Regions from separate parts of the Homo sapiens genome. Here regions 2 and 3 are each linked to region 1. The links are chromatin loops, found by intact Hi-C in ENCODE. Cell type or tissue: gastrocnemius medialis. All regions are shown on one strand. Links, peaks and the distances in the headings refer to the core of each region. The heading gives the core; the rest is flanking DNA.

Region 1 (10,152 bases), core at 1,122-9,121:
GATGGGAAGTGTTTCTATGACGATACTGAAGATTCTTGTGGTGCATGCATGCATTTTCCCCAGTTATTCCTGACATAGAGTCAGTAACCAAATAAAAAATAGCTGAAAAGGATTAGGTTTCATGACAGGATGACTCAAAGTTTAAAAAAGATCTCTGTCAACTCACATTATCTGTCACTAATTTATTTTGTTTACCTATTCTCCTCTTAAAGAGCCCAAATTTTAAGTATTCTTAGGAAAGGTAATTCTTGATAAATTATATTGAAATAAGAGGGAAAGGAAACAAAGTAGGTTTCTTTGTTCCTTCACTGATCTGCTAAAGTTGGGATTAAAAAAAAAATGGCATTTCATTTTAATATTAAAATGTTAAAATTGTGTAAGAAAACTCTTTTTTCTTTCCCTTTATAAATTACCCAGTCTTGGGTATGTCTTTATTAGCAGCATGAGAACAGAATAATACACCAACACTTAGAAGCAACCAATGTGTTCTTCAGTAGCTACTGGAATAAAGAAATGTTGCTACATCCAGAAAATGAAAAATTATTCAGTGCTAAAAAGAAATTAGGTATCAAGCCATGAACAGACATGGAAGAAATTTAAATGTATATTACTAAGTGAAAGAAGCCAATCTGAAAAGGCTACGTACTGTATGATTCCAACTATATAACATTCTGGAAAAGACAACTATGGAGAGAGTAAAGAAATGAATAAGTAGTTTCCAGGGTTGGGAGGGAGGGAAAATTCTTGTTTGTTACCATTTGTATCTGAAGAGCTGAGTCAGATACTGGATATGTACCTAAAGAACAAGCCATATCAGCTCACTGTCAAAGTGTCATCAGGGTAGGCCATAAACCTTCTAAAAGTATCCAACTTACCTGGGAATAGGAAGCTTATTAGAGAAATAAAAATTATCTTCTTTCACTATTCATTCTTTTAATAGAAGGAGAACTAGAAACAATCAAGTACTTTTTTCTTTAGCCTTGTACTAAATTATTGGTAGCAAGGAGAAGAATCCATCTCCTAGCATTCTAGCAACTGAATACTCTCTTGGATCCTCTTCTGACTGCCAAGCTTTGAAAAATAATCAGTGGCCATATGCAGGCCTATAACATGAATCTAGGCAGCTCAAAGGAGGGTGAAACTGATGGTCTTTGGCAGTCCTATGATCAACCTTGGGAAAATTATTCTTTCTTGTGCTAATTTCACCATATGTAAATGCTACCTCTTATTTAGCACCTGACAAATGCTAAGTGCTGTACTTGGCATTTTACTTCTTTAGAGACATTTCATTTAAACCTCACAATAACTTTGTGTTTTACTTTTATTTAGATACAAAAGAACTGAGATTCAGTAACTTGCCCGAAGTCAAATATATAAATTAAAGGCAATTCAACCTGTCAAATCTATTTCAAAGGGATAATATAACTCAGAAAATGCATGTAAAGCATTCAGATGGCTGTGGTACTGCTTCTAAAATTTATTTTTGAAGCATAAAATAAACCCTTGCTTTTTCACTACAACAAAAGAATGCAGAAGGAGATTTTGATTCATCATATACAGGAATTAAAATTTGCTTATAGAAAACTGAACTTGCTCTGTTTCAAAGGAGTAACAAAACTAAGAATATATAAAAGCCAGGAACAGAAGGAATAGAGGTGAAAGCATTTTAACACATTTACATTCACCTGATATCACCTTCTATATTGGTGCAAAGTTAAACATGAAAAAGAATTCTGAAGAGAGAAATTTCTAGATCAAAGTTGATTAAATCTTCTGAAATATAAAAAATTAAGAAGCCAGACTGTTTATTTTGTGCAAAAGAGAAGAATGTGATTGGCACAAAAAGTCTCCACCACCAGGCCACACTATTTTCAGCCTTCCCTCATGTCACTGCAGTAGCCAATCAATATTATTTGGTCCTGACGGGACACATGCTGTTGGCTCCTGATCCTAAAATTATCTAAATGTAAACTCCTACAGGGTCTTAGAGTTTTGTACATCACTTTTGTAAAATGTTGTATATCACCTAGACTAGTGATGAGCATGTGAGGCAGTCAATAAAACCCTACTGAATGAATAGATATAGGGGCCCAATATCTCCACAGTCTTAACAGGGTGGGTTTTTCTAAGAAGCCAACTGAAGAAATAATATAACAGCAATTATTGTGATTAGTTTTATGACAATCTCATGACAAATAATACTTACAGAAACATTTTCTGCTGAGTTGACCGGCATCTCATCCACACTGTGATTGCCATTTGTAATGTCACAGATGCAGTAGTTGCTAACAGAAGGAGGTCTGAATGTGTGGCCACCATCACAATGAATTTCTGGACTGATTCCACAGCCGAATGTGAATGAGGCAAGAGAATGATAGTGTGTGAGTAAAACTACTGCATGTACCAATTCCGCAAGGGACCAGCTGTGCTCTTCAGCTTTTAAAAGTCCCTTAGGGGGAAAAAAAAAAAGAATATATTTTTGTACTGGGGTGTGGTAAAAGTATACAGTTCATTTTAGTATTTAATTTATTGAAAACATGAGTCATCATACAAAGCCTAGCATAAAATTATCATTTGAAACATGTAGAACCCAGAATTTGCTAATTTTTATGAATATGCATTCACAAATAGAACTTAACATAATCTGTTAAGACATTCACTATTATTTTGATTTTCTGAAATATTGACTTAAAATGTAAGAGAATGCATTTTGCTTAAAAGTGGCTGCTGTATTTCAGATGCTGGATTATGAATGAATTACTGTGTTGTTAGTTCAAAATCTCAAAGCAAATGTAATAAATTTGTGTTTAAAAGTAGAAGCTGCTGTGTGAAACGCCTGTGCTTTGTTTATTATAAGGCCTCCTCAAGGAATTTTTAAGATAGTGGCTTGAACAACTTGATTAAATATTCCTAAATCATCAAAAAGTTATATATAACTTCTATAATTCTTCTATTCAATTCTGTGTCACTTCTGCTTCATTATCTATTTTGTAATCTTGTATAATTTTTCCTTACTTGACAATATATAATAGGCATTGTATTAATATATTCAAATCTTGTATCTTCTTGATAATATCTTTAATTATCTAATAGTATCTATTCTATGAAATAGATAAGACCAAAAGATGCATCTCTAAGAATTTATAGTGCATGGTAGACAATTTTAGAGAACATCAATCTACTTTTACTCTATTATCTCTATTAATAAATAGAACCAGAACTAGCTTAACATGGCATTTAAAACGTAACATAAAGATGCATAACAATGAGATGCCACTTCACACTTATCAGAATGGCTGAAATCCAAAACACTGACACCAATGCTGGCCAAGATGTGGGACAACAGGAATGCTGCTTCATTGCTGGTGGGAATGCAAACTGATACTGCCCTTTGGAAGAGTTTTACAGTTTCTTACAAAGGTAAACGTAGGCTTACCGTATTATCCACAAATCGCACACCTAATTATTTATCCAAATGAGGTGAAAACTTTTGTCGACAAAAAACAAGAAACAAAAACCTATACATGAATGTTTACAGCAGCTTTATCCGTAATTGCCCCAAACTGGCAGTAACCAAGATGTCCTTCAATAGGTGAATGGATAAACAAACTATGGCATAACTATACAATAGAGAATTATTCAGTGATAAAAAGAAATGAACTATCAAGTCGTGAAAAAGCATGAAGAAGCCTTAAATGGATGTTGCTAGATGAAAGAAGCCAGTCTGAAAAGCTACATACTTTTGTATGATTCCAGCTGTATGACATTCTGGAAAAGGCAAAACTATATAGAAACAATAAAAAGATGAGTGGTTGCAGGGGTTTAGGGGAAGGGGAAAGGGGGGGAAAGGGATGAACAGGTGGAACCCAGGGCATTTTTAGGGTACTAACTATTCCATATGATATTGTAATGGATGCGTGACATTAGGCATTTGTCAAAATGTGTAGAACGATACAATGCAAAGACTGAACCCTAATGTGAACTATAGAGTTACTAGTAATATATCAATTACAGCAAATGTACCACAGAAATGCTGTAACAGAAGAAAATGTGCATCTGTGGGAAGAGATTCAGGGGGTAGAAAATAGGAACTCTCTGTACTTTCTGTGCGATTTTTCTGTAATCCTAAAACTGCTCTAAAAAAGTCTGAAATGACTCCCAAGATATATTACCCCACTGCTTACCTCAATGTGTTCTTTGGTAATAAGCCAAGGTCTATGGGCTAACACTTTGTTAAGTTCTCCTAAATTCTGTAGTTTTTGAGGAGCATTCTCTAAACCATTGAGCCACTTGGGGTCCCCACCAACATGAAGGAAATCATTTACATGCAGGTTCACTAAGTAGGAGCACTGATGTCTTGCCGCAGCCTTAAAACAAAAAGATTATTCTAATTATAAATATTAAAACCTTGAACTACATATCCTTTTTATTTACAACATGCAAAAGAGCTAATTAAGTTTATTAGTATGTTTTCAAATTTTCCGTAAACTACAGAAATGCAGTTTTTATATAAACATTTTAAAAATTCAAATACTGTAAGAACCTTAGAAATATTCCAAGAACAAACAAAATATCTGATAAAAGTATTTGAACTTTAGACATTTTATCTATATACTTTCAGAACTTCAGATTAAGAAGAAACTTCAATTAAGGTGCCAATCATAAAATAATGGAATATTATTTACATCTTGAACAGGAAGCACCACTTATGTCAATGTGAACTATTTATAATAATGAAACAGAACTTGTGTTCTACTTATTTAATGAAGAATGGTTCTCAGCAATGTATAAATACTTGCTTCTTTTTCTGTTATACTTGAGAGCGTACTTATTTAAAAATAGGAAAAACAGAGACTGTGCAACAGGAATCATATTATATATCATAATCTAAGTATTTATCCCTGTGTTTAAAGCATTAACTGTCTCTTAAAGAGATTAATAAAAATAGGCAAAAACAATTTTTCACTGAATGTTTACAAACCATTATTCCAATGTAGTGACGATAATGTAGGGGTAACGGCCCATCCATTTGCAGTAGATAGTGCTGAGTTTTTAAGAAACTTTCTAAATATTGTGGGTGGAAAACCATCACTAACGTAATGTTATCCAAACGGCCCAAAGCAGCAAAAGAATCTGCAAATAAAGCATGCATCTGTGCGTCTTCACTCCCCACTTGGAGGATCTGTATAAATGAGAAAAACCATGGTTACTGAAATGGTAAATTGGTGTTAAGGGAAGAAAATATACATGCGCTACACTCTAAGTATCATTTAGAAGCAGATTAAATCTGGCTTAAGAAAGAGGGGTTACAAATTTAAACTCAACTGGTTGAAAGATACAGAAGAATAAACAGTTACATATTATATAGTAGGGGATAAACAACAAAGGCTGAACATTAAAGGCCATCTAGATAGGCTGCTTGCAGAGTTGGCCAGAATCCAGATAAAGAAGCAGATTTAGATTATCAAATTTGCAGAGCTTGCAAACAGACACTAAAGCCTTTCTTTACAAAACCGCCTACTCTCACTCAATTTAAGGAGAACTAAAATTAACTAATAGCATACACTTCTTATGAAAATAAAGCATAGATGCTTTTATACATATATAGAATTAAAGATCCAATCTAGCACTGATATCAGCCTGTGGAGACAGTCAAGACTAAGTAACTCAGGTTATGGGCACACCTAAACAACATCTAAATATAAGCAGATGTTGTATCACTGGTCAAAAACAAATCTTGGCTTTACTTGATTAAATATGGGTGTTAAAAACACATCATGAAATACTAGAAATCAACACAAGTACAACAGCTTTTTATTCCCACAGATTCACTGCCAAAGAATGATTAACTGCAACCAACTCTGACTAAAACATGTTGTTGACCAACAGTTCTTCAGATGCCAACATGTGGGTCATGAAAGCTCTTCCTTAAAAGCATACAGTTCACTATGTACTTTCACAAACAACGTACCTCCTTTTCTGGGATGAATCTGCTTGGTCCCTGTCCTAGTGGTCGAGGAATTCTAATGCCAAGTTCCTAGAAAAGAAAATTACACCATCTCAGGCCTTTGGCAGTAAACAAAATGAACTGAGGCTAAAGGAATGGGAGGGAAAAACAACCAGTCGAACAGAGACAGGCTTGTTTTGATGGTTTGTTTTCATGGCTGTATATACATACCAACTCTTCTGTTAGCATTACATAGCTAACAACAGCTTATAATACAACTCTGATTAAAAACAATAAAACCTGTTTCACTAAAACCAGAGTTTTGCATAAAGTACTTGGCAGAAAGTCTAGAACAGAAAGTTCAGCACATAGCAGCCAACCCTGTGGATCATCAGTGATACAAAATAAGACCAGTGTGTTTGTACATCTAAAACTCAACCAACCCAAATATCAATCCCTGTGCATCGTCAGAAAATGAAAAAGCAGTACTTCCACCTAGGTGTCTTAAACTAGAAAAAGTGTAATTATTATTACATCTAAAACAACACCTCACGGTTAGAATGTAAATTTATGAAAAATAAAAACTAAATTCACAAGAGACAGCACTACAGGGCATGTTTTCTCTGCAGTTAAATAATTTTAGAGAAACTCATTTTGTTTGTAAGTTTGCCTTAAATTAAGTTTTTTTTTATTTACAGGATGTCATCAATCTTGCCCATATTATATTTTAGAGAAGCTCAAATAATTGAGAAATAGTTTTCTGACATTTGACACAGTGACTCTAGAATCCTGTACCTTATGTGATGGTGTAGTATGGTTAACAAGAACTGAAAATCTGTTAGGGTTTCCTTTCCCTCCCTCACCCTCCCCATATAGTGTGTTTACAGAAACAAAACTAAAATAATATATTTCAACTTTTTGTTGTTTTGAGGCCTATGTCCTATCTAGTGTCATTTAAAAATTTTTTTTAGAATTTATACAATTAAAGATTAACCCCTTCACTCATATATATTATATATATAATTAAATACTCATATAATTCTACTCTCTCCTTACTGCTTTTAAAGTTCTTCATGATATAAACCAGATATTTTCCTTTTAAAGAAAAAAAGTGGGGATGGGGTGGGGGTGGGTGCACAGAGAGAAGGACATGTGTCAGCAATCCAAGAAATCTGGTCCCAGCAAATGAAAGTCTTTAAAGCAGAACAGGCTTTTAAAAATTAAGCAGGAAGGACAAAAGTGAAGGTAATCTTTATTAGGAGACATCAAGATTCAAAGTAGTTTATATTTGCCAACAGAATTCATAAAATAATATTTAAATAAAATAATCTTATACTGGAGGTTGGTGACTTCTCCCTGGTTAGTCCATCCTTACACTGAAGATAGTAATGCTTTAACATTATACCCTTCATTAGAGGAGGCACTTAATTCACTGGTCTGGCCACGTGTGTGTCTCAATTTTAACATCCTGTAATGAATGCCAGAGGACATCCCTGTTATTCAATATATAATTTTGGCACCAATAGCAGCCATTTATATACAATGATGACTCTTAGCTTTTCTAACTGCTGAATTTCTCATCCAATTACATACATTTGAAACAATACCTATTGGACAAAACTAAGGCTAAAATTAACATTTATCCCCTCTAATTTCTTTAATCTTGAAAACTGTCTTACTTAAACAAAATGTATTTTAGGAAAATGCCTGTTTCAAGGGTTTATTACTGTTTTATAACTAAGAGACTTGGGACTTTAGTATACGAAAAGGTGTCATTTCAAATGGGGGAAAATGAATTATTCAACAAATGATCTTGGGACAACTGGATAGCCATTCAGAAAAAAAGTGAAGCTGGAACACTATAACATGCTTTACCCCACAATAAATCAGAGTTAAATGTAAGAAAAAAATGAAAACTTAGAAAAAAAGCAAAAAACATTATAGTACTAGAAGAAAACACTCATGGAGTGCAGCAGGCCTAAGAATACCACAAAAGCCAAAAGTCATAAAATATAAGATTGATAAATTTAATGACATAAAAATAAAGACTTTCACATGGGAAAAATAAATATATACAAAGTCAAAAGTAAACAGAAAGCTAGGAATTATATTTGCCACTCAAATAACAAAGGGCTAAATTTTAAAGAAAGATTACTATAAATCAATACGAAAATCCCCAACAATCTTTTTTTTTTTTTTTGGAGACAGAGTCTCGCTGTGTCACCCAGGCTGGAGTACAGTGGCATGATCTCGGCTCACTGCAGCCTCTGCCTCCTGGGTTCAAGTGATTCTCCTGTCTCCCGAGTAGCTAGGACCACAGGCGTGTGCCGCCACACCTGGCTAATTTTTTGTATTTTTAGTAGAGACAGGGTTTCACCATGTTAGCCAGGATGGTCTCAATCTCCTGACCTCGTGATGCGCCCACCTCGGCCTCCCAAATGCTAGGATTACAGGTGTGAGCCACCGCACCTGACCAACAATCGTATTTTAAAAATGAGCAAACAACACAGTTCAAGGAAAAGAAAATACAAATGGTTGAAAAATGCTTGACACTCAAAACAACTGCAAGTTAACTATGCTGAGATACTGTCTTCCTCCAAAAAGATTGCTTAAGATCAAAAAGTTTGATCACAGGCTGTATTGGAGAAAGGGTAGAGAAACTGTCATTAATTGTTTATATATTGCTGATGAGAGTGTTTTGAAGTATGAGAAAAAAGAGTATAGAGAATATATTACTACAACCGCTAGGAAGGGCAATTTGTAATAGTGATCAAAATTAAAAAGTCCCATAGCCTTTGAATCAACAATTCCATCCTAAGTGTTAACCTACAGATGTGCTCACATTTGTGAAATGCCATACGTAAAAGGATAACCACTGCAACATTGTTTCTAATAGTACGAGGTTGAAAACAATCTCAGTGTTCAATAGAAGGCTGTTTCAATAAAGTTCAGCATGACCATATAATAGAGTAGCATGCAGTCTTTAGAAAAAATGAAGCACTTCTACATGAGTTGACTTTAAAAGCTCTTCAAGTTATATTACAATAATGGGGAAGGGGAGGAGAAGCAAAGTGCAGAATATGTATATATTATGTTATCAGTAGGCAGGAAAAAAAACCTCACTGATTCAATTTCTAGGCCTTTATCTTACAAATACATTAGCATCATGAAAGGTAGTTACCTTTTTAAAAATGTGGCCAGATTGACAGCACATAGGTTTAGAAACAAAGAGGTATACAAATTATATTATTCTGGTTTTATTTCTCTACCAAATATATAGTTTATATGCCAAATTATTATAAAACAATAGGTTTACAATTCCAAGAAGGTGGCTATGAATGCTTGAGAAACAGAGTATTTCCTATATTTATGGCAAGGGTTCTATGTAATTCTTGTCTTTGTAAGTCCATCCCTATTGCCAAATTTAGTGGGCATATTAATAACACTGTCTCCCCTCTTCCTTAGCCTCCAAATTGAAGAGTCCTAATCTGTAAAATAGGGATGATGACAAAATAATAATACCATCAATCCCAACTATGTGGGATTATAATCTATATTATAAACTATAGAATTTTACAAATTATACAAACGTGAGTCTTTTGTTATAGATTCTAGTCTTAGGTATAAGGTCTAACAGATTTGGCTGTCTAATTTCTCAGAAGTAGCAGAGGAAGAGAGGGTAAAGTGGGGTTTCTAGACTGTGGCTGGCACCCTAACACTAGTCAATGATATCTGAGAACCAAATTGCCTTTCAGTTTTCGGCTTATTTCTTGAATAACACTGAAAAAGCAACTAGGGCTCATGATAATAAATAGCAATAGCAGCAGCAGCAGCTAACACAAAGTATGAGCTGAGCACTGTTTTAAATTATACTACCTGTAAACAAAGAACATGAGTCTATGATACTAAAGTTTAGAAAGAGTATTTGGTGTTCTACAATATTCATGAAAAAGTCAAGAGTCTTAGATTAATCCTTACCTTAATCTATGAAGCAGGTACTATTATTATCTCCATTTAGCATAACTGATGAAAGCCCTGAGATTTTTTTAATTTTTAAAATTATACTTTAAGTTCTAGGGTACATGTGCACAATGTGCAGGTTTGTTACATATGTATGCATGTGCCATGTTGGTTTGCTGCACCCATTAACTTGTCATTTACATTAGGTATATCTCCTAATGCTATCCCTCCCCCCACCCCCTACC
Region 2 (10,152 bases), core at 815-8,814, 81 kb after region 1:
TGCAGATCTGGTGTGACCCACATGATCAGACAGTGTCACCAGCAGCTGCACCCCACCTTTGGGAACCCTGGGGTCCAAGGAAAGAGCACTAAGGTGGCTGCAAGTACTTCTTCTCAATGAGAATGCCTAGGAGCTTCCCGTTTCCTTGACTAAATAAATCAGAAACTTAATCTAACATTATAGTGAGTGGGTTCATGCATATTTGTGTACTTCTTTTGTTTGGGAAAGATCTCTTCCTCAAAACCTGTAACCCATGGAAACACTGCAAATGTTATATGTAAAATGCTTACCACAATGCCATATGGTAAGCACTCAATACATTTAAGTGATTTTAATTTTTTTAATTCATTAAACAAGTCATATCAAAAATTAATTACTAATGATTACCATTATTCAAAGAAAAATTTAAATCACCAATAACTCTATTTCTAAAAGAGAACTATGGTTAATATTTTGGTGCATGAGTTTCCTGACTTTTCCCTCTTCTCTATAATAATAAATATTTTACATACTATTTTAAAGCTGTCTTTTCTATTTAAATTTGTATATTTATTTCTTTTCCTATACATACATTTTAAAACAATTTTCAATAATTACAATAAGTTCGTGACCAGCCTAGGAAACATAATGAGACCCTGTCTCTACAAAAAACTTAAAAATTGGCTGGGTGCAGTGGTGTGCATCTGTAGTCCCAGCTACTTAAGAGGCTGAGGTGGGAGGATCACTTGAACCCAGGAGATTGAAGGTGCAGTGAGCTATAGTCACACTGCTGTGCTCCAGCCTGGGTGATGGAGTAAGACACTGTCTCAAAATAAAATAAAATATAAATATAAATAATAATCCTTTATGTCTATAATCCCTGCTGTTTGATATTTAATTACCCACTTGTATATAAAAGACATATAGATAATACATTTATATCATAAATATATTAACATGTACACACTTTTAAGGTTTGGACTAATATTCAAACTGCCCTCTAGAAAGTCTGGCTGTATGATGCACTGTCCCACCAACAGCTGCACTGTTGTCAACACAGTACCATAAAATTTCACATTTTTAGCCAGTCTTAATTTGTTCTTCGATTTTCATTACAAAATTCTTAAGGGCAATAGTTGTTTTCTTTTGTTTTTACATCCCCCACAATGCCAAAACAGTGTCAGACATAAAGAAATATTTTAAATGAATTCTAACCTTATCTTTAAAAAGCATATTTATTTCAGCCTTAGGTGGAGAGGGAGGTCTGCTATAGAGGTGCTGTGGGATTCAGGAAAAAAAATAACAACCCTGTAATTCTGTATTTTAACAAGAGAAAGGAGCTAATCATAATTTAGTCTCATTCTGACCAATTAAAATAATATATTGTATGAAATGAAAGAATATTTATCTCAAGGTTTGAATCTTCATATATTACTATATATCTACTTCCAAATTCAAAGAGGGAGCCATCAAAGACCATTGTAGACTGGAATTGGATATTTCTTTATCGGAATAATTACCACTAAGAGAATAAAAATAAACACACTTCTGATAAATTCTCATTGCCTGGTGGAAAGGCTAAATGCAATTCTAGCCTGGGGTCAAATTTTTGCTTATAAAGTTATTTTTCTGTGCTAAACTGAAAAAAAAAAAAAGAAACAAAAGGGATTGTCTGATATTCATACTCTAATATTCAATACAGGCCCAATCATGCAAGATACGTTTAAATCTTTAACACCTAAGGAAGATGAATTAAGCTTTAATGTAGTATTTAAGAAAAAAGCAGGTGTCACTAATGAGGTATAACAGTTAGACTTTCCATCTTCCTTGACAAGGTCAGTTGCCAAAATCATTTTGTTTCATCATGTTATAACAGATTTTTAGCGCACATATCAAAACTCTGACCTAACAAATGGTATGCAAAAGGACAAAAATGGCATTTACTCTTATAAATTTGCAAATATTTTGTGCTTAATGGTACTGTCATAATAGGATTTACAATTAGAAAATCTCAATGAGGTATTTTAAAATCTAATTTAAAACATATAAGCAACAAAGTTAAAAATGCTTCAACAATTATGTTGGTTCGGGTACCCAGTTCAAATTGAGTAATTTCTGAACATTATATAACTTAGGTGAGTTTGCTTTTTAAGAAATCAAGACTAAAATGTTACAATTTATGAAATAAATGCTGAATTATGAAAGGGATGCAAAAAAGTACTTTTCTACATTGTTTAAACACAATCCTTTATGATTCTAATGATAATTTTCCATAATAACTGAATAAAAGAATAAGTTGAATCTGAAGTATGCATGAGCATACAAATGGGAGAATGATTTCTGTATGAGCTCAATGTAATTATACAACCTAGGCTTGATTTCTAAAGACAATTGAGGCTCCTTTTCTTTTTAGCTATAAACAACTTGCTGTATGATATGTAATGCAAAACCGTATTTTGGGAGATTTCAAACATTTATAATCCACAGGAAAAATACTCAACACTCCTACACTATTTTTTCAAGCCCACAATAGTGCAGTCTTTCAGCTATAAAGCCAGAAGCCAGTTATAAAACCAGTACTTTTCCACTAGAGTTACTTGTGGGGCGGGGAAGGGGACGTTCAGCACTGCAAACGTTAGGGTCTAAAATAAGATCATTGCAAGGAGTTACTACAACACTTGCACTGCCAGCACTGTCATGGCAACAATGAACTAGCTAGGAGAATGCTCTTTTAACTTTCAAAGCTAATCTTGAGTCTATTGCTCATGGAAATATACCAAATTTTCTTTTAGGTAGTGCATTAAATAAATCATCTTACTAGGAATCTCTTAATATAAAAATAAGCCTTTTATACACCATATTTCCAGGATCTCAGTCCATAGAATCCTTGCGATCAGGCAACTTTTATAATGACAACATAATGAAAATTATACACCACAGTGAAACATGAAGATTCAGTAGGGTTCAAATCAGTTTCAACATGGGTCAAGGTTTAAATAAGAACTTGATATGCAACTTAATAACATCTGAGAATGTGGTTTCCCCTAGAAAAGTTTTAAGTTTTACCTTGAAGGAAAACAATTTGGGAAAGAAAGTAATATATTTTTACTGTTAGGAATCTTAACGTTAAATTTTTATTCAGATAATGAGGTATAATGTTGGAAAGCACAGACTCTTGAGTCTCACAGCCTGGGTTTTAAACCTGACTCCTCCTCTTACAGACTGAGCATCCCTAATCCAAAAATCCCAAATCCCAAATGCTCCAAAGTCTGAAACATTTTGAGAACTGACACGACACCCCAAGTAGAAAAATTCCACACACAAGTACTTAATACAGACTATTTCATGCACAAAATTATTCCAAGTATTGCATAAAAATTACCTTCAGATTATGTGATAAGGTATATATAAAACAGATATATTTTGTGTTTAGATTTGGGTTACATCCCGAAGATATCTCATTATACATATGCAAATATTCCAAAATCCAAAAAAAAAAAATCTGAAATCTGAAACACTTCTCGTCCCAAGCATTTTGTTCTGTTTTGAAACAAGGCCTCCCTCTGTTGCCCAGGCTGGAGTGCAGTGGTGCAATCTTGACTTACTGCAGCCTTGACCTCCTGGGCTCAAGCAATCCTCCTACTTTACCTCCCAAGGAACTGGGACCACAGGCATGCATCACCATGCCCAGCTAATGTTTGTATTTTTTGTAGAGATGAGGTCTCACTATGTTGCCCAAGCAGGTGTTGAACTCTGGGCTCAAGCAATCCAACAAAACCCTGGGATCACAGGTGTGAGTCATGGTGCCCAGCCTGGTCTTAAGCATTTTGGATAAGACATATTCAACTTGCATTAGCTATGATAACTTGGGCAAGTTTTTAACCCATCTGGGCCTTGTTTTTTCTTGACAGATAAAATGGGAATAAAAATATCTACTCATACAATGTTGGGAAGGTTGAATGAATTATTACATGAAAAGGGCTAAGGGTTAGGTGTGGCATACAGAATGCCTTTTCTTCTTGTTTTCAAAAGCATACAGACTGCTAATGGCTCTTTAAGACAACTTGATTCCAATCCCATGGCACATTTTAAAGCAGACAGGAAAGTCTGGTGCCACCTCTGCCCCTCCCCTCCCATCCACCCCAATTCACAGAAGATAAACTAGGCAGGCATTGGGAGCTCAGCAGGAGCCCCAAAGACACCTGCCAGATATTACCAAGCAAATTCAACCTTGCTTAGTTCCTTTCTTCTAAATTATATCAGGCTGTCTGATACAGAAAGCACTGTTTTGAAGACTTTCTGCTTAGTATGTCAAGCTCCCATTGGGGGAAGCACAGTAGAAACACTGATAGGGCAGCTCTAATGTCCTCATTAAACCGTCAAGGAAAGAAACTTCTGTAGTAGATAACTTGCTTGGAGTACTAGACATGAATCAACCAGGAGCAGAGTATTCGGTTGCTTACTGGCAATACCGGCATACAAACAATCACTTGCTTTCCTATATTATGTGTCCCTGAAGACACGTTGAAATTTAAATGTTTATAAGTGAAATAAGAGACTAACTCAGTGTAAGGGAAATCCAGTTCCCAGAGAGCTAAAACAATATTTATAAAATCCTTGTAGTTCCTAGAGGCACTATTTCCCCTAGGACCAATGAACCTTTAAAGTAGCTTAAAACTTTCTCAGTTGGCTGGAGACTTGGGGGCTCTAAGGGCATATAGTGCTAGAGGGCTCAACTTCCTATCTCCTCCCCTAGAGGAAGGAGGCAGAATAGAATACTAAGTACTCACATTCACTGAGTGCTTACTGGGTTCCAGTAAGCATTGCTCATAACTCTGTAAGGGAACTGAGGCTTAAGGAGGTTATGTAACTTGCCCAGTCACACAGTTTGGCAGAGCAGGACTTAAACCCGGTCTGACTAACTTCACAGCCCATGGTCTTGACCATTATCCTCCAATGCTGTCCAGGTACTGAAGCACAAACTTTGGCCATGGGTCTCTCCATGTGCACTTGATCACCTGGATGATCCATGCAGCTGCCTCTCTGCAACCTCTCCCTGCTGGTGCCATGCTGGCATACCAGAATGATGCTGGACTCCAATGAAGGGCTGGTTGCTCCAGATCTGCTGTCACTTTGGGCAACTACTAACACTTACACTGGGGCAGTGGTACCCTATGACACGATGTATTAAAATGGAATTTAATGTACAAAAGGCAATTAGGGATTTTCAATACATGTGGATAAAGTGCGGGATGTATGAAAGTCAATCACGTAAAAATCAAGCGTATCCATTTCTAAACTAATGGCAGTTTCAAGTTTGACTCATTAGATGGAAGATCTAGATCAAATGCATCATTATCATCACCATCACAATCATCACCAATATTTGTTGTGCACTTACTATGTGTTAGGTTTACTTCTACATGCTTTACACGTTCAAATAATTCTCAAACCCACTGTATGAAGTATTATTATTATTTTACAGATAAGTAAACAAAGGTTCAAAGAGTTTATTCACAGTTAAATTTGTACAGTATACTAAAGTTTACAAAATGGTTTACCAATGTCATCTCTTAATTTTTAGAACCATACCACAAGGGAGATAATAAAATGTCAATTACTAGATGAGGAAACTGAGACTGTAGAGGTTAATTTATTCATGAGCACATGGCCAGTAAGAAAATTCAACATGACCTTTACACCATTCTGAAGTAAGATCTCTAGTCAAAGTGAGACTGTGGATACTTAGAATAGATGGTTAGGAAATAAAGTAAATCAGAAATAAAAAGTTTCTTTTGTTTTTTAAAGTATAACCTTTATTAAACTTAAGTGAAATACATAGCCTTTTCTTTCCCATGTCAAAAAATAGATAAGCATAGGGTTTGGCAGATAGTAGATACACACACATACACAAATCTAATGAATGAAATGAGAAGAAATGATTCATTAGGTTCAATGGTAAAATTTACATTGTCTCAACAAAATTTCAATTTTTCATACTCAGAATGACTGTCATCAACAAAGGTCATATGTTATAATTTAAGTCAGTCAATGTATACCTTAACTTGTTCAATGAGAAAGTAGATACATCTTAATTTGAGGTATAATCACTATCAATGACTTTGAGAGATCTTACACTGTGAGAAAACCTGTCTCCCTAACATTTAAATTACTTTTTACTTTTGAAAGGCTTCTCTTAAATATGTCCTTCGGTACCATTGAACATATCACTCTACCACTATTTTGCAAGGCTCAGTTTTTATCACATGATTGGAAGAATGTCTTGCTGTGTTTAGGCTATGAATAGCATTTGAAAAATTACTCAGTTATAATTATAGACAGCTAACACCTGCCAACTAGCTAGAAAATGAAATCATGTAAAATTTAAAGACAAGTGTGCAGTGCTTGTCAAACACAGAGGTATCAAAACAGTAAATGCTCACTTTTAGTAAGGTAAAGATTCTAATTACACTTTACTGAATATTACAATAAAAGTAAAAATTATCCTACCCATATGTTTAATTTTTCAAGGCATATATATTTGTCAGTTTGTCAATTTAAACAACTTTCAAGTTAAAATACTAAATTAATACTATTCACTAAATGAATATGTATATTCAATGAATGATTATATATACATATTAAAGTTTATTTGGGTAATATAAACCACAAAGCTCATGTCATAAATTTTTTTCCCTTTAGTATTGTTTAAAAGCTTAGGAATTAGGCCAGGCACAGTGGCTCACGCCTGTAATCCTAGCACTTTGGGAGGCCGAGGCAGGCGGTTCACTTGAGGTCAGGGGTTGGAAACCAGCCTGGCCAACATGGTGAAACCCCATCTCTACTAAAAATATAGCCGGGCATCGTGGCGGGAGCCTGTATTCCCAGCCACTTGGGAGGCTGAGGCAGGAGAATCGTTTGAACCCTGAGGGGGAGGCTGCAGTGAGCTGAAATCACGCCATTGCACTCCAGCCTGGGCAACAAGAGCAACAGTCGGTCTCAAAACAAAAACAAAACAAAAGAAAACAAAACAAACAAACAAAAAATAAATAAAAGCTTAGGAATTGTCCTAAGGTGATTTTATAATAAATGAAAGAATGTATAATTCTAAGAAGACCTCTAACTTTTAAAATTAAAAATAAGGTAATATTTATGTAAAATATAAAGCTAAAAGTATCTAGTTTTTCCAAGGTAATTCCCTATTTCATTACAATCTATCAGATTTCTTTATATAAAAGACATTAGAACATGAGAAGACAGATAATTATTATGTTGCCAAATTTAACATGAATTTTTTTGTTACAAACTAAAGGTTGTTTTTAATCTATTTATTTGAAAAGTGTGCCACAAACTGTGAGTCTACTCGTAATAGACAGATTTTAATAATAAAATACCAACTGGGAAAATCTAATAAATGCTCCTAATAGTCATCCTACAGAAACTCTCAAAGTATCTCCAGCGAAAAACGCACTTTTAAAAAAACAAGCATCTTTTAAAGTTTTTTTTTCTTTTATACAGTAACTTTATGGTACATGTATCTTTATTGACACTGGCTTATCAGTGTAGCAACCAACAGAAAAAAAAAAAAACAAGCATAAAAATAATGTTCCCATAGTGTGACTATCTAGCTAAGGATTTCATACCTAAATTTCTAGTGTGTCAATGCCCCTAGAAATACAATCACTGGCCAGGCGCAGCGGCTTATGCCTGTAATCCCAGCACTTTGGGAAGCCGAGGCAGGCAGATCACAAGGTGAGTAGATCGAGACCATCCTGGCTATCATGGTGAAATCCCGTCTCTACTAAAAATACAAAAAATTAGCTGGGTCTGGTGGCGGGCACCTGTAGTCCCAGCTACTTGGGAGGCTGAGGCAGGAGAATGGCGTGAACCCCGGAGGCGGAGCTTGCAGTGAGCCGAGGTCGCACCACTGCACTCCAGCCTAGGTGACAGAGTGACACTCCGTCACACACACACACACACACACACACACAGAAATACAATCACCAAATATTCTGAAGAATCCTTGAAATCTGATTTCCTGAGTATATTCTGCCAGCCTAATTAAAGTACTAAGTAATTTCTTTAAGGTCATTTCAAATCTTTCTCACTTAATGTAGTAAATGTGAGCTAGAAACAATGTGTCAAAGTAAACCCTATTTTCCACTGACTTCTATTTAAAAATTTAGATATTTTACCATCGTGTGAAAAAATAAACTGATTTGAGAAATTCTGACAAAGCAGAGATTAGAATTGGTGGCAAAGCTTGCTTGGTGCTGATGTACTTCCAGCAGCACTTTCATCCTTCTAAGCACTTTAAGCACGCTGCCCTCCCTGACCAGCATCAACTCTGTTCTTCCACAAATTCTAAGATTTTTCTCATGTCTATGGTTCCTTCCAGTCCATGCTAATTTGCTACAACATAAACACTGACTATTTTTAAGTTATAAAATTCTTCATGATTAATACATAACCCAAAGTAGTGCCCATTTTATTAAAATTTTAAGTGATTAAGAATCCTGTATTAGGCCGGGCACGGTGGCTCACACCTGCAATCCCAGCACTTTGGGAAGCCAAGGCAGGCAGATCACTTAAGGTCAGGAGTTCAAGACCAGTCTGGCCAACATGGTGAAACCCCATCTCTACTAAAAACTAGCTGGGTGTGGTGGCGCATACCTGTAATCCCAGCTACTCGGGAGGCTGAGGCAGGGAGAACTGCTTGAACCCGGGAGGTGGAGGTTGCAGACAGCCAAGATCATGCCACTGCACTCCAGCCTGGGCAACAGAGTGAGACTCCATCTCAAAAAACAAAAAGAATCCTTTATTATACCCAAGATTCCACAGCTACTTTCTGTCAGACCAAAGTTTCAACAATCCTTAAGTTAGCAGTTTGAATTATTAATTACCTATTCAAATGGTAAAAAGATATTTTGCAAATTTCTCATGGCTTATCAAGAGAAAAATAAATATAACTCTAAACAAAGACAACAGTACACCTACTTTCTAATTCTTTTACTTCATGAATGGTCTGCACATACAGCACCTTTAAGGACACAAAGTGTTGAAAATGAGAAAAAATTCTAATTAAGCCATTGTTTTAGAGGATCCTTCATGATGTCATGAACAACCCATGATCTTAAAGTAAAATTTACTATGCAAGTGTTTAACATCTTTGTACAAAATACTATATCCCATTTGTAAACAAAATAACTATGTTAGAAAAATATTTTTTAAATGAATCAGTTTTTTTCATGTTAGAGGCCAATGGGGGCACTCCAACAGGAATAAAATAGATGAAATCAGGCCGGGCACTGTGGCTCATGCCCGTAATCCCAGCACTTTGGGAGGCCGAGATGGGTGGATCACAAGGTCAGGAGTTCAAGACCAGCCTGGCCAACATGGTGAAACCCTGTCTCCACTAAAAATAGAAAAATTAGCTGGGCGTGGTGGCGCCCACCTGTAATCCCAGCTACTCAGGAGGCTGAGGCAGGAGAATTGCTTGACCCGGGAGGCAGAGGTTGCAGTGAGCCAAGATCGTGCCACTGCACTACAGCCTGGGCGACAGAGCAAGACAGCATCTCAAAATAAATAAATAAACAAAAATAAATAAAATAAAATAGACGAAATCTGAACACATAAAGAGTACTGTTGTTAATTTTGATCTTTCTGAAGAGTCAAAACATAGGACAGGATGTATTTATATATTATAAAGAAGACACTGAGTATAGATAGTACAGATATGATTCCTCCTGTAAGTCAGAAAGTGAAAAAAAATTGGCTGTCTTCAAACAATTTAGAAAAAAAAAGTTAAAGATTTGCCTTCAGTTTCTTCACATTCTTTATCCAAAGAAGGACAGAAAACCTGAGAATAAAGAATATTCTCTGAGCCTCAAAAGCAAGGAAGGAAAGTGGTCAAAGACACGAATGAGAGGAGGCAATGAGAAGTAAGCCACAAGGCTTTCTGAGGGAAAGGGACCGAGTTCACAACGTATCAATAAAATAAGAAAGGCCAGAAAATAGTGGTATGGAAGAGAGAAGCTTAGTGTAAATATTGAAAGAGGACTCTCATATTTGCTGTGATATCTAAGAGTCAGCAGTGAATGTTTGACATGCACTACCTTAGACTTTTGGCTCCACTAAATGGCAGTTAAAAAAAAATCAAAACAAAACAATCAT
Region 3 (10,152 bases), core at 991-8,990, 57 kb before region 1:
GTTCCTATTGATGTGGTTTGGATTTCTGTCCCAGCCTAAATCTCCTGTTGAATTGTAATCCCCTGGATTGGAGGTGGGGCCTGGTGGGAGGTGATTGGATCATGGGCGGAGTTCTCACGGATGGGTTAGCACCATCCCCCTGGTGCTGTTCTCGTGGTAGTGAGTGAGTTTTCTTGAGATCTGCTTGTTTAAAAGTGTGTAGCACCTCCCCCTGCTCTCTCTCTTCTTCCTGCTCTGGCATGTAAGATGTGCCTGTTTCTCTTTCACCTTCCGCCATGATTGAAAGTTTCCTGAGGCCTCCCCAGAAGCTGAGCAGATGCCAGCAGCATGCTTCCTGTACAGCCTACGGAACCATGAGCCAATTCAATCTCTTTTCTTGATAAATTATCTAATCTCAAGTATTTATTTGTAGCAATGCAAGAACAGACTAAAATACCTATTAAAATTATTTTAATTTCCAAAGAGGAATAGAGAGCACCTTGTAAACCATGTACAGTAACATGCTTATTCAGAACCATCAAAGAAATGCATGTTATCACTTTCATCACTAAACTTAATCATTGTGGCAAAAATCATATTCAAACATATTGCATGTTTCTCTTCCTTCTTAGAAGATATTAAAACTAACTTAACCTCTTGATACCAAAGGTCATTATTATAAGCATTAATTATTGCTGTAGAGACTGTTTGTCCCACATGTGAAGCCTGAGTCTGTTGATGAGGTTCTTTAAATGTCTGCATCTTCTTTGTAGATTTTCTCTCTCTTCTTTTTCTATTGGTTGCTACCTCCACCTTTGGTAGTCTTTACCTGCTTTTTTGCAATTATTTGTTTGCAATTAGCAAGGGAACCTCATAACCAAGCTTATTAAAATTAGCATGTAGTCCCAGCTACTCAAGAGGCTGAGGCAGGAGAATCGCTTGAACCTGGGAGGCAGAGGCTGCAGTGAGCCGAGATCGTGCCACTGCACTCCAGCCTGGGTGACAGAGGAAGACTCTATCTCGGAAATCAAGGACATGGACACACATGGAGTGAGGTTAACTGCGGAGGTTTAATAGGCAAAAGAGAGAGGAGAACAGCTCTCTCTCCTGCGCGTGAGAGAGGCACCCAAGTGGAACTTCTGGCCCATGCACAGGTATTAATAGACAGGCTTGAGGAGGCAATATCTGATCTACAGAGGGCCCAAAGATTGGTTGGACCAGGTGTGATGTTTACATAGCACGCAGGGAAGGTGGCCACCCCAACCTAATCTTCTTATTATACAAATGGTGTTTTTGCTTGGCCAGCACCATGTTACCTGCTCTTTACTGTACATGTGGCTAGCAAAGAGAAGGGAAGATGGAGCTGCCATAGTGGACATGCCTAGTCCCAGGTATTCTTTTTCCTATTGGCACAGCTGGCAGCATTCACCCGTGGAAGCTTCTAGCTTGCCTTTCTATGTCTGCAGCTTGATTTTACAGGCTGCTCTTTATTAGAAAAGAAATTATTTGGGGGCTGCTTTTCATTAAAAGGAAAACCTTACCGAGGACCTCCTTACCCTCACTATCTGCCTAAATAATTTCTTTTTAACTCCAGTATCAACACATAAGCCAGGCGTGGTGGTGCAAGCCTCTAGTGAAACTAGTTGTCCAGCTTGGCAACAAGGTGAAATCCTATCTCAGAGAGAGAGAGAAGACTGGCAACATAGACCTCATCTCTATAAACAAAAAATTAGCCGTGCGTGGTGGCACATGTCTGTAGTCCTAGCTACTTAGAAGGCTAAGGCGGGAGGATTGCTTGAGCCCAGGTTGCAGTGAGCCATTGATCACTAGCTAGCTAGCTAGACAGACAGACAGACAGACAGACAGATATTTTAGACTAAAAACTTTAAAATAAAATTGAATATGAACAGACTTAATGAGAAGAGCCTAAGGGGCTCTGATGAAATTTCTCTGTGACTTCTCCTCTTCAAAGCCAATTCCATATTTCAAGTTGTAGCTCTCTTGTCTGCTCCCCTGTGAGGCCTCCCAAGCAAGACCAGTCAATTTCTCCCTCATCAGTGCAACATTTTTAAGACTTTAACATAGCTGATACCCCCAGCTAGTACACTCAGAGCTAAGAACCCAAGCAGTATGCCTATGGCCTTAACCACTTCACTATTATTAAGAAAAACTATACAAATCTTAGCGATAAGGTATGGAATAGGTGGAGGCATGTCCTGACAAAGGCATGCCAGGGCATTGTTTAATGACCCAATCAGGGATTAATTCCCTAGGCCAACATATTGGTGTTTGAACTTGCTGTTTACTATTTGGTTAGATACCAGACACAATAAAGTTACATGTTAATTTGTAGGTTTCAATCTGGTAGACAGGATCACCTCAAAAGTTATGGTTTTATTACTTTGTAGGCATTTGTCAGGTTTGTATATAACCCAGAAATTTTAAGTGCTTGTAAATTCCCGGTTCTTCAGTTGTGCTTGGAACAAAGTTTACCGTGGTATCGGCCCCCTCATTAATGAGTTAAATACTTTTGAAGTGTGTTCATTTTATGAGCCCATGAGAGTCATGTTTTTAACTTTTAAAAAATTATACTTTGACTCAATACTTTTACTTATAATAAAGATTGAAATGTTGTAGTTTTAAGTCATTACTTTGATTTTTTTCCAGTAAGAAAAATACATAATTTATATTTTCCTCAAAACCAAAATATTTTAGAAGAGCAGGGAAAGAGTTTAGGCTACAAGGAAGTAGTTGTGTGTCCCAACCACTTCCTAAAATCATTAACCAGAAATTCCCATAAGTCTTCATAAACATTTCTTTAGTGGTTCTCCAAATGGTTATCATTATGCAGCTGCCCTATCCACTACTGCGAGTTCCTAAACAACACAGACTTTGTCCTGATAGACCGAGATGATGCTTGGCAAAGTAAGCTCATAAGTGCTGGAAGAAAGAATTTTGAGTGTGTGAAATGCTTTGGCACCTGTAAGGTGTTAAAAAATATTTTTTCTAGTACTCGAGTGCTTCTTCCTTAAATATGTACTTTCTTCTTCCTAGTTTGGAGGAAGAAATAATAAGAATTTTTTTCCCACAATTTTCACATGGGTGGGCTGCCATAAAAAGCAAAACAGAATCCCTTCAGACCAGCATGGCATCTTAGTTTCATGTTTCCCATGTCCCAGGTGGCCGATCAAATATGATTTGTTTTTCCTCTTAATGTTCTGATGTGAGTGTATTGATCTGCAGTGGTTAGACACTTTGCCGCAACTGGGATTTACTTGAATGTTGAGGCTTGGAACTGATTGTGGAGACCTGAATCAGCCTTCCAGCAACTTATTTAAACAGAATTATTACTTCCTATAATTATTTTTTTTTTCAGCTCCTGGAAACATCCCTGCAAGACTAACTTGGGTTGTAGAGAAATACTCTGGAAGCTTTGTAGTCTCTTAATATACACAGCCATTGCCAAGTGATTAGACAATCAGAAAGAGTCAGTAGACCTTCCCTGTTTTTGTTCTGGGAGGTTAGTATTGCTTCTGTCTTGAAAGCCTGAGGACTACATTTAGGATCAGCATAGGTTTCATTTTTCTAAGACACACTTTTAAATCAAATCATGTTTATGGCTAATCGCGTTTTCAAAAAACATAGAAACAGAAATCTAAAATGAACAAGAAAGAAAAGAAAAAAACCCTTTATAGTGATAAATGAAATGTCACCTACACATGCCTCTTGAACTGATCTTATCAGCGGATGGGGAGCTTCACAGGAAGCTGCCGGTCGCTGCTGCCGTCCACAGAGGGGGAAATCCTGTTTTGAACCAGGTAGCACCAGGGCCGTTTGCTGTTGGAAGAAGTAGAATATTTCCTCCCCATCTGCTGTTGTTTTCCATTAAAGGGGATAAAAATTAGAATTACATGAGAAGATACCAAAAGTCACAAAATTTTCCATTATTTTTACATTCTTTTTCTCTTGTCAAGGTAAAGTCTGATTTCAACATATGAGAAGTCTGAATATACTTTATATATTCGAGTATATAAAGTCTGAATCAAGTCCATCGACAGGAGGGGTTGTGGTGTGGTTTCACTTTTCTATACAACTGTGCTGTGAGGGGTATTGATGAGGAATAAGGATTTATATTTACAAGAATTCATATTATTTTTTAAAAAGCATTATTATAAAGACAAATAATGGGTATTCAAGTGGTGAGATTTCTAATTTTTTCTTGATTTAAATCAGAGTGGCTCCCCAACTTGGCTTATCATCAGATTTGCCTGGGGAGCTTTAAAAATACAGGTGCTTAGCTGGGCACAGGTGGCTCAGATTGGCCTGTAATCCCAGCACTTTGCGGCAGATGGATCGTCTGAAGCCAGGAGTTCGAGACCAGCCTGGGCAACATGGTAAAACTCTGTCTCTACAACAACAATTAAAAAAAAACCCACAAAAATTAGCTGGGTTTGGTGGCCCATGCCTGTAATCCCAGCTACTTGGGAGGATGAGGCAGGAGAATCACTTGAGCCTGAGAGAAGGAGGTTGCAGTGAGCTGAGATCGAGCCACTGCACTCCAGCCTGGTTACACAGTGAAACCCTGTCTCAAAAAAACAAAACAAGACAAAACAAAAGGAACCCTTAAACCTATTTTCAACTTAAAATTTGAGTTTAATTAAAAATTTTTTTAAATTAAAAATAGAAATACAGGTGCTCAGGCCCCACCCAGAGAGATTCTGATTCAGGTCTGGGATGGGGCCCAAGAACCTATTTTTAAGAGACTTCTCAAGTGACTCAAATGAACAGCAGGTTTTGAGACCCTATGGTTTAAGTTATTAAGGTGGTTCTTTAAAACCATTTTCTCCAGTATTGACAGCAGAGGGGTTCCCATAAAACCTCAAAAGATTTTAAAGTGATTAATCAAATCAGCCACACAGAGTCAGTCTTTCTCTACAGGAGCAGAGCTGACAGTGATTCTTCCTGACAAAGTAGGAACCAAGTTGACAAGACCCACCAGGTGCTAATGTAGGCTTCCCAGTAAGTGGTAAGAACCACTGGCCCTTTGCCTTTTGCACAGGCAGCTGAGGAATGATTTCTTAGCTGGAGAACACAGGATGGTACATTAGTCTTTTCCACAAATTTTCGCTGCCAGACTTGTGTCAAAATAAGTCCTGGGACCAAATCTAGTTTGAAAAAGGTGCTCATCACACTGATGAGGCTTCAAGCACTGGCCAGAGTGGCTCCCTCAGGAGAGATGGGCACAGGCTCTACTCCTCAGGACCCTTAGAGCCGCCTGTCCAAGGGAGGGTGCCTTCAGTTCAGTTGGCTAGACAAGCTGCGAGTTGCTGATTCATTTGTTAGTGAAACAAGCACCAAATTTCATCTTTAAAATAATTCCTGCAGATATCGTGTTTTGAGACAGTTCAGTATATACCCATATCTAAATGTTGTAGTTTGCAACAGTTAAATTGAGAGTGATGAGTTCACTTAGAATATGGTCCGCTTTACACCCCCTCTGTTTGCATAATGGCCCTCAGTGAAGTGGGCCTCCGTTTCCATCTGTATGTGATGGTTATGTGCATGGCCTGGGTTTCTGGCTCACCAACAGTCTCAATGAAAAGGCATCTACTCCTCCCAGCTCTCATAAATGACTTCCGCAGGGAGAGCAAGGGAAACTTCTTTGGCTCATATCTGTGTGGTTAATTTGTCCAAGATCCATGATGCAACTAGTAACTCCAGTTCCCACACACACAAAAACTGAGATGAAACAGCCTCTCGTTCGGCTTAATGCCGTATGAAAGCTAAACTTTAGAGTTAGGTAAAATATCTATTAAAAATGCTGGCCAAAATTCAATTAAATGACAAATCTCATTTAAGAAATGTGCACATATTGTCTGCTTTATGGTGTAAACTGCTTTTGGTACAAAACAAATGTGCAAGCAGATGGGCTTAATAACGAAGGAGGGAGTGGGGTTGCTATCAGCCTTTGGGAGGCAGAGCCTGCCTCAGGAGGCGCCTCTGACGTCAGTGTTGCTACATTTAGCATCTCAGGAAAATACATTTGGGTTTGTTTTTTGGAAGAACATGAAGGGATTTTCCCCATTTCTTCTGTAAATATCTACTAGGCAAGAGATCTGGTAAAATGCCTCAAATAAGACTTTCAAAAGACTGGCAATATTTTGCAAAGGTCATGATCAAAAAGAACAACCTTTGTCTACATTCCTATCACATGTGTCCATTGACCATTTAACTCTCTCCACGTTTAGATACGGTTAATTTCTTGTTTCTTTTACCACAGAGCTTCCAGATGCAGCAGGACTGTCGTCAGAGCCTTTGCAAACCCTGGGAACTGCCAGACTCATTCTTGGTTGTGCTGCTTTTAAAGTCCTACCTCTCTCATTCTGTTTAGACTTCTATAGGCATAAGCTGCTGTCTTCAGCCATGTATGCACAGTGAACACTGATTTGGAATGCTTAGCCATCGTGGTATCAGAAATGAGAGCTGGAATGTCTGAACAGTGTGGGCTGAAAGCAAAACCACCTCCATTTTTCTAGCTGTTCATCTTGAATGTGACCACAGCCTTTCAGCATTCCAGAGAGGTGCCTTCTCTTCCCCGCTATCCTCTTTGGGCCATCAAGGATTGGTTAGGAAGGTGCCCCCACCCCTTCCCCTGGTGCCTTTGTAGGGCGACTTGGCTCCCAGCTTGTCCTCTGCCTCCTGCCTGACAGGAGCACGCCCTATGGCTGTCTTCCCAGCCCCTCTGCAGGCACATTCCCAGCGGGTGCTGAGAGCATTTGGCTGAGCTTGCTCCTTTTTTCAGCCTTGGCCTTGGTCTGCGCCCCTGACCGGGCAGGCTGTACAATACGCCCTTAGCTTGTTCATTCTTTCCAGCTCCTGCCGGCTTTGCCCTTGTGGAACTGGCTCTTACCCCGCTCAGCACGGAACCCAAATGCCTGATTTATGTCTGCTGGCTTGAAAAAGAACTTAGCACAGTGAAATTCTAGCATTGGCCTGGTACTTTTGAGTGACATTCAGAGGCATATCGTGGGTGCTCAATAAATGATTGCTGATAGAACAGATAGATGGATGGAGGAATCAAGCGTAATCTCTTCTGGTTTTAAAATGATTTTCTACTTAGATTCTTGGCTTTGAGTCTCCAACATTTCAGATTCTTCGATTTTATCTAGTTAAACACGTAGGCAAACTCTTGACCCACTTTCAGTGCCCTATGGTCAGTTAGCATTTTTGCAGTAGTGCACAGTCTGTCTTCCAGTTTGCTAAAATTTATCTGTTCTTCAAGCCACCTGCAAGCTCAATTAATGTTTGAGTTTTGTTTGAGGGTGGTAAGTTGGATAAACAAAGCAAATTGTAAATCCTGATTCAGCTCTCAGGCACGAGAAGTTTGTAACCATATTTTAAACAGGGTATTTTGATTAATTTTCTGGTTAATAGAGAGTTCGGATTTTAAGTATATTTACATCCCCTTCCATTTCAACCCATTCTTACAAATTTTTCTAAAATGTGTTCCTTTACTTAGTGGAAGCAGTTCCCTCCTAAGTGGAGTCTGCTGAACATAGTTTATTCTTTCTGTGACAGCTTGATATTGTTTCTTCCCCACAGTCAACATTATGCACATGAGTTATTTTAAGGTACGGGAGGAAGGGTGTGGGAGTCGGGGAGGAATGTGTTCACTGTGGCTGGCCATGGGCAGAGAGTAATGTGAGGTAGCAAAGAAGTGGTTGCGTGGGGCCAGATGATGCATTAGATGCTGGCTTTGACATTCATTTAATAGGCAGTAGATGTTTTTGAGCAAAGGGAAGAGCTGTGCTTTAAGAAGTGGTGTTAGGGTTGATGGCAGAGGGAGGAGCCTGGAAAGGGCCTCTGACAACAGTCTACAGGCAGATTAGCCCAGGTCGGCATGGGCAGGAGGGAGCTGGGGAACATTTTGAGATGACAGAGTCGAGGAGACTTGGTGACTGCTTGGTGAGGGGATGAGATAGAGAGGAATCAGAGATGCTGGGGCTGGGGGACTGGGAAGATGATGATGATTAGCAATGAGGAGTTGGGCTGAAGGTGGTTTTGGAAACCATCTGTGTGTACAGAGATGATTGTTCAAGTCCTGCCTCTTCTCTTCACCAGTGTTTGACTTTGGGCTTACTTAATGAGTCTCCTGAAGCCTCAGTTTCAACATCTCTAAATAGGGGTAAAAATGTCTTTCATTGGCTTTAGGCCAATGTCTCTCCCATGGAAAGTAACATGCAACAGCTACTGCCAATGCTGCCACCATTGGAACTGGACATAGACCATCCTGGTGAGCAGTGCCCTGTTCCTGGTTTTATTCCAGTTAAAGTAATTTCATTCACAGGCTTGTGGGGCCCATTCAGATTGAGTAACTTGTTTGCTCATTGGGGCATAACATCTGCGAAACTAATGACAATATCCCTCAGGCTCTAACTGGAAAGCTCTGTTGAGGTCAGTCTTCTTCCTCTAAGTGTATCTGTTTGTCTAAGCTCTGGTTGGCCGTAGCTGTTGCTAGGCTGATTCTGTTTTAAGCAAAATTAGAAAGTCGATATGAACTGGTTATACTAGACTGCCTTCTTTAGGAAAAAAAAAAAAAGCTCTCTCTTGATTCATCTTCAGTTTGCTATTTCAAAATCACATAGTTATGATATGAATATGCAACATTGTGTTAAATTTAATAAAAATGCTATAAAAATGGAGTGTTAATTTATAGATGATTCTCAGATATTGTCTAAGAATAAAGGAGAGAATGTGTGCCTCAAAGGAGAGCTGCATATTGATGAAATCCTTTTCCGCTGTGGAATTGGTGCTCTCTCTAAATAGATGATTTTGGCCTTGGTTTAATTTTTACAAATCTTTATAGAATATTAAGTAATATTTTATAGACTTGAGATGGCTCGGGCTGTGGAACAGTAGATAATCTCTCCATGATCCTGCCCAACGCAGACCTTGGTTCAGTAGGGAGGACCTTGGAGTGCACGGTTTGGGAGCAGAGGCCACCCATGGTGAGGAGAGGGGCCCTAGAAAGCTGACTTGCTCAGCCTTCTTCAGGATTCCAGATGAGTCAAGACAAGCCCTGGCATGGAGATAAGAAAACACTACCTCTGCTGACCTCCTGTGAGATGGCTTCTATTTTGGCCTCTTCCAGGATCCCTAGGTCCATGTAGAATATATTTAAGAAGGGAGGGGAAAAAAAGAAAAGAAAAAGTGCCTTAGCTAACCCTGAAAAACAGGACAAAAACAGTAAGCAGAGATAGCAGTTGCTGGAAGTTTGGTGCTGCAGACGGCGCAATCTGCCATCCCATTTGTTGATCTCGCATGCCATGCTTCAGTTGGCACCGCGGCTGCCAGGAACCACCCCCTCCTTTTCCATCTGAAGCAGGAAAAGCAGTATTATAACAGTGTTAACTCTTCCTGCCCTACAGCCTAGAGCTTCTTCTTCTGCACTGGAGGCTTACTAATCTCGGCCACGTTAGGACCTACAGAGATGACAGAATCGAAGAATTTTAGAAGAGGAAGGGGCCTGAGGGAATTTTTAGAAAAAGAAAAGCAGCACTTAGTCTTCCCAGATTAGACTGCATGTGACAGTGGGGAGAGGTCATTTGAATTTTGAAGAATGATGACCACTAAGGAAATCTATTTTTTACCAGGATCTGATCTAAATCCTGGCAAATCAACACGGATAGCTGGAGGTGGGACAGGGCTGGAGAAGCCTACTGAGCTGGACTCAGAGAAAAGCAAGACCAGGTAGATGGAGGTGAAACGGCAAGGCCTAGGAAGAAAAAAAACAATCCAGCACCCTTAGAAGATGCCATGACATTTTAGGAGGTAAATTGTTTAGTCCTGGTAACAATTTAGGGTACAAAATGCAAATATTAATTAAATAAGCAATCACTTAAAATCACTCATAATGCCTTTCCTGTCTTGTTTAACATGCTTTTATGGAAATGGGAGAAGAGAGCCCAATTCCAGGAACATGGTGAAGTCCAAAACTTATTAACATCACTGTTATCAAATGTGCGAGGGAGATGGCGGTTTAGATTGTAAAAGATACTGTGAATAGCTTTATTCAGGTTAAAGAAATGGAAGTTATCATTTTTAGTGAATTAGTTAATTTGTATATATAAATGCTTAGGACAATGCCTGGCACATCATGAGTACTAATAAGTA

The links. Hi-C counts contacts between places; a loop is a spot of excess contacts. Peaks named below come from ENCODE experiments on the same cell type or tissue, not always from the same donor. Only the 100,000 strongest peaks of a DNase experiment are listed, where the experiment ranks them.
Region 2: a loop joins it to region 1, with 5 times the contacts of the local background. A loop is called at or near these places in 37 of 110 quality-filtered maps.
Region 3: a loop joins it to region 1, with 4 times the contacts of the local background. A loop is called at or near these places in 46 of 110 quality-filtered maps.

What each region holds. Positions count from the first base shown.
Region 1 is chr6:108,996,307-109,006,458 of GRCh38, forward strand. SESN1 (sestrin 1) reads right to left here. Exons shown (of 10, transcript NM_014454.3): 2 at 5,972-6,037; 3 at 4,982-5,182; 4 at 4,185-4,367; 5 at 2,207-2,449. It also overlaps a transcript of ARMC2 not described here. Among named protein-coding and RNA genes, the nearest start is that of ARMC2-AS1, 77 kb to the left of the region's middle. In gastrocnemius medialis, for the core only: no CTCF peak of the experiment used is centred there; DNase peaks (open chromatin) are centred at 5,955 and 6,309; H3K4me3 peaks cover 2,684 bases; H3K27ac peaks cover 8,000 bases.
Region 2 is chr6:109,077,574-109,087,725 of GRCh38, forward strand. All of the region lies in intron 1 of SESN1 (sestrin 1), which reads right to left. Among named protein-coding and RNA genes, the nearest start is that of SESN1, 12 kb to the right of the region's middle. In gastrocnemius medialis, for the core only: a CTCF peak has its summit at 4,742; DNase peaks (open chromatin) are centred at 2,628, 3,688, 4,938 and 6,788; H3K4me3 peaks cover 4,168 bases; H3K27ac peaks cover 8,000 bases.
Region 3 is chr6:108,939,265-108,949,416 of GRCh38, forward strand. All of the region lies in intron 12 of ARMC2 (armadillo repeat containing 2), which reads left to right. Among named protein-coding and RNA genes, the nearest start is that of ARMC2-AS1, 20 kb to the left of the region's middle. RefSeq lists an enhancer at 6,097-6,653. In gastrocnemius medialis, for the core only: a CTCF peak has its summit at 4,908; DNase peaks (open chromatin) are centred at 4,997, 5,597, 5,957, 6,727 and 3 weaker places; H3K4me3 peaks cover 2,093 bases; H3K27ac peaks cover 7,476 bases.